2 separate regions of the Homo sapiens genome follow, and region 2 is linked to region 1. A link is a loop called in an ENCODE intact Hi-C map of the cell type or tissue named here. Cell type or tissue: CD4-positive, alpha-beta T cell. All regions are shown on one strand. Links, peaks and the distances in the headings refer to the core of each region. The heading gives the core; the rest is flanking DNA.

Region 1 (5,483 bases), core at 246-5,245:
GTGGAGCTGGAGTAGACAGGGGAAACCGACAAGGAAGTTATTGTCATAGTCCAGGCAAAGGGTGATGGCATGTGAGACAGGATAGTAGCAGGAGAGACAGGAGAAATGGCAGGCCAGAGAGACACATGGCAGGTAAAATGGACATGGACAGACAGGAGTTGGGTTACATAGAAGGGGGCTAGGGAAGGAGCTTTTAGGGAGGGGTCCTGGGTTTCTGGATTGTGAAATTAGTGGTGCCATCTACCTGGAAGAAGGCCAGGCTCAGCATAGATATTATGATACTATGTTTTGAGCTGAATTGCTTTTTTTTTTTTTTTTTTGAGACAGAATCTACACTCTGTTGCCCAGGCTGGAGTACAGTGGCACAATCTCAGCTCACTGCAACCTCCACCTCCAGGGTTCAAGCAATTCTCCTGCCTCAGCCTCCCAAGGAGCTGGGATTACAAGCGCCCGACACCACACCCGGCTAACTTTTTGTATTTTTAGTAGAGACCAGGTTTCACCATGTTGGCCAGGCTGGTTTCGAATTCCTGACCTCAAGTGATCGTCCCACCTCAGCCTCCCAAAGTGCTGGGATCACAGGCGTGAGCCACGGCATCCGGTCTGAATTGCCTTTTTTTTTTTAAAAAAAAAAAGTCCGGGACAGGAGATTTTGCGCTGTCACACAGGCCGGAGTGCAGTGGCCCAGTCATAACTCACTGCAGCCTCCAGATCCTGGCCTCAAGCAATCATCCTGCCTCTGCCTCCCAAAGTGCTGGAATTATAGGTGTGAGCTACCACACCTGGCCTCAGCTGAGTTGCCTTTGAAACATTCCCATGAAGATGCAAAGTTTAACTCAGAGAAGTCAGAGGTCATGGGAATTGAATCGTACCTAAAGCCATAACAGAAGGAAAGAGTACAAGAAAAGAAAAGGGTCCATAATGGAGCCTTGAGGATTTTCTCTATTTAAAATAACTGAGGCCAGGCACGGTGGCTCACGCCTGTAATCCCAGCACTTCGGAAGGCCGAGGCAGGTGGATCACCTGAGGTCAGGAGTTCAAGACCAGCCTAACATGGAGAAACCACCCCACCCCCCCACTAAAAATACAAAATTAGCCGGGCGTGGTGGCGCATGCCTGTAATACCAGCTACTCGGAAGGCTGAGGCAGGAGAATTGCTTGAACCCGGGAGGCAGAGGTTGCTATGAGCCAAGAACGCGCCATTGCACTCCAACCTGGGCAACAAGAACGAAACTCTGTCTCAAAATAAATAAATAAATAAATAAATAAATAAATAAAATAACCAACTTTAGGATGGGTGCAGTGGCTCACGCCTGTAATCTCAGCACTTTGGGAGGCCGAGGTGGGCGGATCACCTGAGGTCAGGAGTTCAAGACCAGCCTGGCCAACATGGCGAAACCCCGTCTCTACTAAAAATACAAAAATTAGCTGGGCGTGGTGGTGGGCGCCTGTAAACCCAGCTACTCGGGAGGCTGAGACAGAAGAAGAACTGCTTCAACCCAGGCGGTGGAGGTTGCAGTGAACTGAGATCGCGCCACTGCACTCCAGCCTGGGTGAGAGAGTGAGACTCCATATCAAAAAAATGATAATAATAAAAATAAATAAATAAAAAATAAAATAACCAAGTTTAATGTATTTTTACTACAGTCAGTTTCTTAGTTCATTTGTACTGCTTTAACAGTACCTGAGACCTGGTAATTTAAAAAGAACAGTAGTTGGCCGGGCACAGTGGCTCACACCTATAATCTCAGCACTTTGGGAGGCTCAGGTGAGTGGATCACTTGAGTCCAGGAGTTCAAGACCACTCTGGGCAACATAGGGAGACCCCATCTCTACAAAAAATAATAATAATAAATAGCCAGGTGTGGTGGTGCACACCTGTAGTCCCAGCAACATGGGAGGCTGAGGTGAGTGGATCCAGGTACAGCACTTAAACACTCCTGACAATGAGTGCTGACAAAGAAAAACTGAGCAAAAGTGGAATTCGAGAGAACTCGAATTTAGCCCAGCTAAATTTTGTATTTTTAGTAGAGACAGGGTTTCATCATGTTGGCCAGGATGGTCTCTATCTCTTGACCTCGCAATCCGCCCGCCTCGGCCTCCCAAAGTGCTGGGATTACAGGCGTGAGCCACCGCGCCCGGCTACAAGTTCTTTTTTCTTTTTGTTCCTTGGAAAGCATCGCTGGGCATTTATCCTGTCCTAGTATTTGAGTGAAACTTCTCTTAGCATTTCAGCGCAGTGACCAAGAGACACCCTTTCCTTTCCTTCTCCTTATGGGAAACTCGGTTCTAACCCAGAGGACTTGGGCTCCAGGACCCAGTAAGGCAGCCCTGGACTAAAAGGGAGTAAAGACAAACGTGAAGTTCAGTCCGGTGTTCAGGGCTGCCAAAGCTCATAGCCTGGAGTTTCTTATCCTCTAGGCGGGGTAGAGACATTTAAAACCGCCCCTAAACTTGTGAGGCGCATAGGCTCATGGGAAATAGAGTCCAGTACTTGTCCGGAGACCAGCAGTGGGCCCTGGGAGGCGGACTTCCGGTGCACTCCTGCGCGTGTGCACCTCTCCCGGCGTGCGTGTTCGGGCATGCGCGCTGCCGCCGCACTGCCCTCGCTTCCTGTGAGTCTTCAGGTCGCCGCTTGCTCTCGTTCCTAGGGTTTGGCCTGCAGTGGACGAGCATCGCATAGCCTGCGGGGCTGGATGCTGACCGCCCGGGCCAGCACCTAGGCGGACGCGGAGCTGTGCAGACCAGGGTTCGCGCGGGCCGGGTGGAGGCTCAAGCGGGGACCCCGGAGCGTGAGCCCCGGAGTCGGCGGCGCTGGGGCCAGAGGGGCCGGGAGGGAGTCGGCTGAGGTGGCGGCGGAGGCGAAGTGGCGGCGGAGGCGAAGGGGCGGCGGGACCCGGGCCTGGCCCGTATGTGTCCTTGGCGGCCTAGACTAGGCCGTCGCTGTATGGTGAGCCCCAGGGAGGCGGATCTGGGCCCCCAGAAGGACACCCGCCTGGATTTGCCCCGTAGGCCCGGCCCGGGCCCCTCGGGAGCAGAACAGCCTTGGTGAGGTGGACAGGAGGGGACCTCGCGAGCAGACGCGCGCGCCAGCGACAGCAGCCCCGCCCCGGCCTCTCGGGAGCCGGGGGGCAGAGGCTGCGGAGCCCCAGGAGGGTAAGTCTGGGATTTTCGGGCCCAGAGCGAGAAGGGCCTGGGTGAAGTCACCGTGTGTTGGGGACCTTTGAGTGTGGGGCAGGGGGAGGGTCCCGATCGCTTGCAGGAGAGACGTGTGTTTGGGTTCGAGGGCAGGGTCCGGCTGCACGGAACAGGCGCTGCATGGGAAGATCTGGGAGGACGAGGCTTACGGGGGCGTGGAGGGTGTCACCACCCTCAGCTGCGGACGTCGTCTCCACTCCCCGCTAACCCCTAACAGCCCTTCCTCCTCCTCTCCGTGCTCCAGATTTCGACCGCCTCTAAACGTCCCTCAGCACCTCTGTTCTCTCATTTAAGTGTCTGCTGATTCGCCCCTTAGATCTGCCCTGGGAGAATCGTAGTAATGCAGGAACAGCCTGCAGGGATTCTCTCCTGCTGCCTCAGTTGCTAGGGGAAGAGACTGGGCCTTAGCAGGTGGGTGACTTGACCAGGTCACTGGCTTTGTGGATGGAATTACTCATAGTAGAACTCAGGAGTCTTATCTCCCAGGCCAGTGCTCTTTCTCCCGTATCCTAGTTTTCTTAATAGAAGATTATTAGGTGCAGCAATAACCAAGTTCAGTTAGATAATTTAGAAACAAAACCATATTTTATACACATTCATTTCATTTCTGAGAGCTCACATATTCAATTCCTATGGCTTCTTTGATTTTAAGCAGTTTAGAGAGACAATAAGAAAACGCGGGCCGGATGCAGTGGCTCATACCTGTAATCCCAGCACTTTGCGGGCCTAGAGCAGGAGTATCCCTTGAGACCAGGAGTTAGAGACCAGCCTAGGCAACATAGGGAGACCCTGACTCTACAAAAAATACAAAAGCAGCCAGGCATGCTGGGATGCACCTGTGGTCCTAACTACTCAGGAGGCTGAAGTGGGAGGATGGATGGAGCCCAGGAGGTCGAGGCTGCAGAGAGCCGTGAATGCACCACTGCACTCCAGCCTGGGTGGCAGATTGAGACCCTGTCTCAGCAAACAAACCACAAAAATCATGAGCTGTATAATGGGAAATTTTTTTCTTTTTGCACGTTGTACTTGATGGCAGACCATGTTACCCATGAGAGTCTTAACTCACCTAATTACTATCTGATTATCTTAGAGTTACAAAGTTACAAGTGCATGCTTCCCCTATCACTTTTTTTTTTTTTTTTTTTTTTTTTTGAGACAGTATCTCTCACCCAGTCTGGAGTGCAACAGCGTGGTCTCCGCTCACTGCAACCTCCACCTCCCAGATTCAAATGATTCTTGTGCCTCAGCCTCCTGAGTAGCTGGGACTACAGGCATGTGACACTATGCCTGGCTAATTTTTTTGCTATTTTTAAGTAGAGACGGGGTTTTGCCATGTTGGCCCGAGGCAGGTGGATCACTTGAGGCCAGAATTCGAGACCAGCCTGGCCAATGTGGTGAAACCCTGTATCACTCTTTTAGGCCCTTCTGAGTGTTTGCAGCTGAGTGTTCACAGGGTGTTAACCTATTTGAGCTTTCTTTTGTGGTTCGTAATGCAGGAGATTTCTGCCTTTGCAGGCCGGAGCCCTCATGACTTCAGTGACCTGCTTCTGCCCCTCTAGGTCTATCAGCCACAGTCTCTGCATGTTTCCAAGAGCAACAGGAAATGAACACATTGCAGGTGAGTTTTCCTGCTTGTATATATGTTCCTCAACTTTATTTTATGATGCATTTTAAGAGGCTTGTAAGGATTCATACTTTTTTTTTTTTTCTTGAGATGCAGTCTTGCTCTATTGCCCAGCCTGCAGTGCAGTGGCATGATCTTGCTTCACTGCCACCTCCACCTCCTGGGTTCAAGCGATTCTCCGGTCTCAGCCTCCAGAGTAGCTGGGATTACAGGCATGCGCCACCATGCCCAGCTAATTTTTTTTTTTTTTTGAGACGGAGTCTCACTCTGTTGCCCAGGCTGGAGTGCAGTGGCGTGATCTCGGCTCACTGCAAGCTCCGCCTCCTGGGTTCACGCCATTCTCCTGCCTCAGCCTCCTGAGCAGCTGGGACTATAGGTGCCCGCCACTGCGCCTGGCTAATTTTTTTTTTTTTTGTATTTTTAGTAGAGACGGGGTTTCATCGTGGTCTTGATCTGCTGACCTTGTGATCCACCCGCCTCGGCCTCCCAAAGTGCTGGGATTACAGGCGTGAGCCACCGTGCGCAGCCAATTTTTTGTATTTTTAGAAGAGACGGGGTTTCACCGTGTTGGCCAGGCTGGTCTCAAACTCCTGACCTCAGGTGATCCTCCCACCTCAGCCTCCCAAAGTTCTGGGATTACAGGCATGAGCCACCACGCCCA
Region 2 (5,259 bases), core at 1-5,000, 490 kb before region 1:
TTACCCAGGCTGGAGTGCAGTGGTGCAATCATAGCTCACTGCAGCTTTGAACTCCAGGGCTCAAGCGATCCTCCCACCTCAGCCTCCCAGGTAGCTGGGATTATAGGCATGAGCCACCATGGCCAGCCACATTTGATCTTCTAGTCTATCTCATTCCTTCTGCTCACTCATGACTTCTGCTTCTACACACTGTCTACTTACTGTCCTTTTTTGGGGTGTTTTTTGTCTTGTTGTTGTTGTTTTGGGACAGGGTCTTGCTCTGTCACCCAGACTGGAGTGCAGTGACACAATCGCAGCTCACTGCAGCCTCCGCCTCCTGGGCTCAAGTGATCCGTCCACTTCAGCCTCCTGAGTAGTAGGGACTACAGGCGCATGCCACTATGCCTGGCATTTTTGTATTTTTTTTTTTTTCATAGAGTCGGGGATCTTGCTGTTGTCCAGGCTGGTCTGGAACTCCTGGCCTCAAGCAATCCTCCTGCCTTGGCCTCCTGAAGTGCTGGGATTACAGGTGCAAACCACTGCATCCAGTCTGGTATTTCTGGATTCAATCTCCACTGCCAAACACTCTCCCCATGAGAAAGGATATCACTAATTCAATTGACCATGGTTTCTCTGACACCAGGGTACCTAATAGGCTGTGGATCAGTCAGCAGACCAGCTGTTCTTTGGTCAGGCACTTCTCTCTGGTCCAGTCAGCTGTGGTCAGCTTTTCTCAGAAGGGAACACAGTTGTGGAGGATCCTTGGGATTTAACAGACTCTCCATCCACTGTCTCAGTGCTTCTGGGCCTGTGTGTATAGTCAGGGGAGAGAGTGCGGTCTTAGCTCCTCCCAGTGCTGCTATGCAGGGAGTCTCTGCTCAACCGAACCTGCCCACCAACAGGCCTCTCTTGTGTGTGTGTGTTTTTTTTTTTAAGAAAAATAATGAATATCTTCTCCCGGAGTCTGTGGACCTGGAGTGTGTGAAGTACTGCGTGGTGTATGATAACAACAGCAGCACCCTGGAGATACTCTTAAAAGATGATGATGATGATTCAGACTCTGATGGTGATGGCAAAGGTGGGTTTTATGCAACAGCAGCAAGAATAATAGTTAACGGCTATTGAACAAATTTGTTATAGGACCAACAGGTTCATATGCCCATGGCACGGGAACAGGCCAATGACACTGAGACAGCAGGGTTTGCGTCAGAAAAAGAGCTTCATGATCACTGGATACCGAGCAAGGAGATGGGAGGAGGCCCTCAAATACATTTCCCCAAGGAGTTTGGAATGGGGTTTTTAAGGGGATTGGGGAGGGTGAGGGACTGGAAAGTTGGGGTCATTGATTGGTTGAGGAAAGGGGGATGAAATAATCAGGACGTGGAAACTGCGTTCTTTGGTGAGTCAGCTCCTGTGGGGCCCGTCAGACCAGCTGATGTCAGTGGTTTCATCAGTACGCGGGACCTGAAAGAATATCTCAAAGGGAAAACAGTGTTCCATGATGTTCAAGTTGTCACCTACAGAGCAGTTAAGGGGAACTATATTCTTGGCCGGGCGCGGTGGCTCATGCCTGTAATCCCAGCACTTTGGGAGGCCGAGGCGGGCGGATCACAAGGTCAGGAGATTGAGACCATCTTGGCTAACACGGTGAAACTCCGTCTCTACTAAATACACAAAAAATTAGCCGGGCATGGTGGCAGGCGCCTGTAGTCCCTGCTAGCTACTTGGGAGGCTGAGGCAGGAGAATGGCGTGAACCCAGGAGGCAGAGCTTGCAGTGAGCGGAGATCACGCCACTGCACTCCAGCCTGGGCGACAGAGCGAGACTCCTTCTCAAAAAAAAAAAAAAATTCTTGTAACAGGGTCTTATGTGATTCTAGGACAATACACATCAAACAGCTGTGAGCAAGCAGGTTGGAGAGCAAGCAAGGTGACTTAGTGATGAATGCTGAATGTGCTGCAAGCTTGCTTTATTTTCATTTGTTCCCCTCCCTTCTTTGCTGATTTCACAAAGTTTATGGGGACAGTTCCATGTGTGCCATGCACCAGGAACCAAGGGCTTTACTTGGATCTGCAGAACAGCTTACAAGGACGCTAACTAACATCAAGAGCTGTGAGGAAGCCAGGCCCAGTGACTCATACCTGTAGTCCCAGCACTTGGGGAGGCTGAGGCAGGAGGATCACTTGAGCCCAGGAGTTCAAGACCAGCCTGGGTGATATGGCAAGATAAGGTACCCAGCTCATTTATTTACTTTTTGTAAAGACTGGGTCTTGCTGTGTTGCCTGAGACTTAAGCTTTTAAAAGTGTTGTGGACATATTTTTAAACCACCACACCTATAAGTGGTGGGGCCAGGATTCAAACCCAGGCCTTTTTGGCTCTGTCCTGTCCCCCAGGGATTGGGTAGTGGCACGAGAGCATGCAGCCCCAAGTCAGAACATTAAAGCGTGGTCAGTTCCAATGTGCTCCATCGAACCTCTGAGGCTCTGCTGTGTTCTTCATTAGCCCCTGGTTTTGGGCTGACCACCCTTTGCCATTGGCACTGGGAGCTCTGCTTCTAGGAATCAGAACTGCACCTGTGGGTGCCGTTCCAGAAGCTGGGGGCACTCACACCAACTGCCACGGGGTGGCGCTATGCTCCCACCTTTCATAAAACCAGCTGTCTGGACTTTTGTCCCAGGAGGTCCTTGGCCAGGAAATTGTCCCTTCTTCCCTAAGCTCATCCTGTTGGGCTCTGGTCTGCAATCCTAGGACTGTAGGCTAGGCCTTGAAACCCTAGGAGATGGTACTCAACATGGATAATCCCCTTTACATTCTATAACTGACCTTACTTTGCTATGGGGCCCCCATTCACAGGAAACCACAACCACACAACTTGTGCATTCAAGGCAACTTTTCTTGTTTCAAATGGCATCTTTCAGGTCAATGAAAAGTCTTTGGGGGTACAAGACCATCTCAAGGCTTCTCTCAACACCCCCTTCTTTCTTTTTTTTTTTTTTTTTTTGAGTCAGGGTCTCGCTTTGTTGCCCAGGCTGGTCTCGAACTCTTGGCTTCAAGCAATTCTCTTGCATTGGCCTCTCAAAGTGCATGGATTACAGGCATGAGCCACCATGCCTGGCCTGAACTCTGACTTCTGAGCCAGGCCCTGTGGGGTGAGCTTTGGCTCCTGTCTTGAGAGCTGCAGATTCTCTCTCAGCCTGGCTGCAGATTCCAGATTCTTCCTGTCAATGCCATCTCTCAGATAGGTCCCAGCCACTTATATCCTCCACAGCCCCTTCTGGAAGTGTCTTTGTCTCCCTGAACAAAAATTCAATATGGAAGCAGAGTTAGCCAGGCACGGTGCCTCACACTCGTAATCCCAGCACTTTGTGAGGCTGAGGCAGGAGGGTTGCTTGAAGCCAGGAGTTTGAGACCACCCTGGGCAACATAGCAAGGCCCCGTCTCTACCAAAAATACAAAAAAAAAAATTTAGCCAGGCATGGTGGTGCATGCCTGTAGCACCAGCTACTCAGGAGGCTGAGGCAGGAGGATCACTTGAGCCCAGGTGGTCAAGGCTGCAGTGAGCTATGACTGTACCACTGTATTCTAGCCTGGCTGACAGCGTAAGACCCTGTCTCTAAAAAAAACGTATTTAAAAAAAAAAAAAAAAGAAAAAAACAGTTAGAGTTCATGCTGTTTTCTTTCTCCTTTTATCTGGCTCTCTGAAGTCTGCCACACACTATTTCTCTTTCTGGGCCAGAACCTGGCCTCAGGATATCTTGGTTTAAGGATGTCTTGGCTTAGCCTTAATTATGCAAACTTCCTGTCACATATATCTAATTTACATGCAGTCTGATTGTGATTCTGCAGATCAATGAAGGTGTTTAAGATTAAATTGATGTCAAAACCACATTGAGATATTATTCACGCCCACTGGGATGGTAATAATCAAAGAGACAGATGATAATAAGTGTTGGTGAGAACATGGAGAAATTGGAAGCCTCATACACTGCGAACCAGAAAGTAAAATGGTGCAGTCACTGGAAAACAGTGTGGTGTTTCTTTAGAAGGTTAAGATATAGACCCCAAAGTAATGAAAACACATCCACACCAAAGCTTTTACATGAATGTTCATAGCAGTGTTATTCATAATAGCCAAAAAGCACGAACAACCTAAGTGTCTATCAGCAGCTAAACAGGTAGAACAGAATGTGGTCTGTCCACACAATGGAATATTACTCAGCCATAAAAAGGAATGGGGCTGGGCGCTGTGGCTAATAATGCCTGTAATCCCAGCACTTTGGAAGGCCAAGGCGGGAGGATCACCTGAGGTCAGGAGTTCAAGACCAGCCTGGCCAATGTGGTGAAACCCCATCTCTATTAAAAATACAAAAATTAGCTGGGCGTGGTGGCATGTGCCTGTAATCCCAGCTACTAGGGAGGCTGAGGTAGGAGAATCACTTGAACCTGGGAGGCAGAGGTTGCAGTGAGCCGAGTTTGTGCTATTGTACTCTAGCCTGGACAACAGAGTGAAACTCGGTCTCAAAAAAAAAAAAATAAAAGTACTGACATGTGCTATAATGTAGATGAACACTAAAGAGATCATGGTAAGTGATAGAAGTTAGATGCAAAACATCACATATTATTCCATTTATATGAAAAGTCCAGAATAGGCAAATCCATAGAAATGAGTGGTTAAGTGGAGCTGGGAGTTTGGGGAAAAACGGGTGTGGCTGATTAGTGGTACAGGGTCCCTTGTAGGGGTGATGAAAATGTTCTAAAATTAGGCCGGGCACTGTCGCTCACACCTGTAGTCCCAGCACTTTGAGGGGCTGAGGTGGGAGGATTGCTTGAGCCCAGGAGTCGAGACCAGTCTGGGCAACATAGTGAGACTCTGTCTCAAATAAATACTAAAAATAGAAGAAAACATTCTAAAATTGATTGTGGGGGATGGTTGCATAACTCTGAATATACTAAAAGTCACTGAATTGTATATTGAACCCATCACCCAGGTAGTGAGCATAGAACCCAATAGGTAGTAGGTAGTTTTTCTTTTTTCTTCTGTCTTGCCTTTTTTTTTTTTTTTGAGATGGAGTTTTGCTCTTGTTGCCCAGGTTGGAGTGCAATGGTGTGATCTTGGCTCACTGCAGTCTCTGCTTCCCCTCAGCTTCCCAAGTAGCTGGGAATACAGGTGCGCACCACCCCACCCGGCTATTTTTTTGTATTTTCAGTACAGACAGGGTTTCGCCATCTTGGCCAGGCTGGTCTCAAACTCCTGGCCTCAGATGATGCACCCGCCTTGGC

Evidence for each region. Hi-C counts contacts between places; a loop is a spot of excess contacts. Peaks named below come from ENCODE experiments on the same cell type or tissue, not always from the same donor. Only the 100,000 strongest peaks of a DNase experiment are listed, where the experiment ranks them.
Region 2: it touches region 1 in a loop (6-fold over the local background); 2 of 110 quality-filtered maps call a loop at or near these places.

What each region holds. Positions count from the first base shown.
Region 1 is chr7:75,525,238-75,530,720 of GRCh38, reverse strand. It overlaps the pseudogene PMS2P3. Among named protein-coding and RNA genes, the nearest start is that of SPDYE5, 36 kb to the right of the region's middle. RefSeq lists an enhancer at 2,388-2,682 and a silencer at 2,799-2,948. In CD4-positive, alpha-beta T cell, for the core only: no CTCF peak of the experiment used is centred there; DNase peaks (open chromatin) are centred at 2,540 and 3,200; H3K4me3 peaks cover 2,231 bases; H3K27ac peaks cover 446 bases.
Region 2 is chr7:76,017,649-76,022,907 of GRCh38, reverse strand. It overlaps STYXL1 (serine/threonine/tyrosine interacting like 1), which reads left to right. Exons shown (of 9, transcript NM_001317785.2): 4 at 916-1,057. Among named protein-coding and RNA genes, the nearest start is that of TMEM120A, 26 kb to the right of the region's middle. RefSeq lists an enhancer at 3,212-3,713. In CD4-positive, alpha-beta T cell, for the core only: CTCF peaks have their summits at 2,393 and 2,592 (motif pointing right); a DNase peak (open chromatin) is centred at 2,607.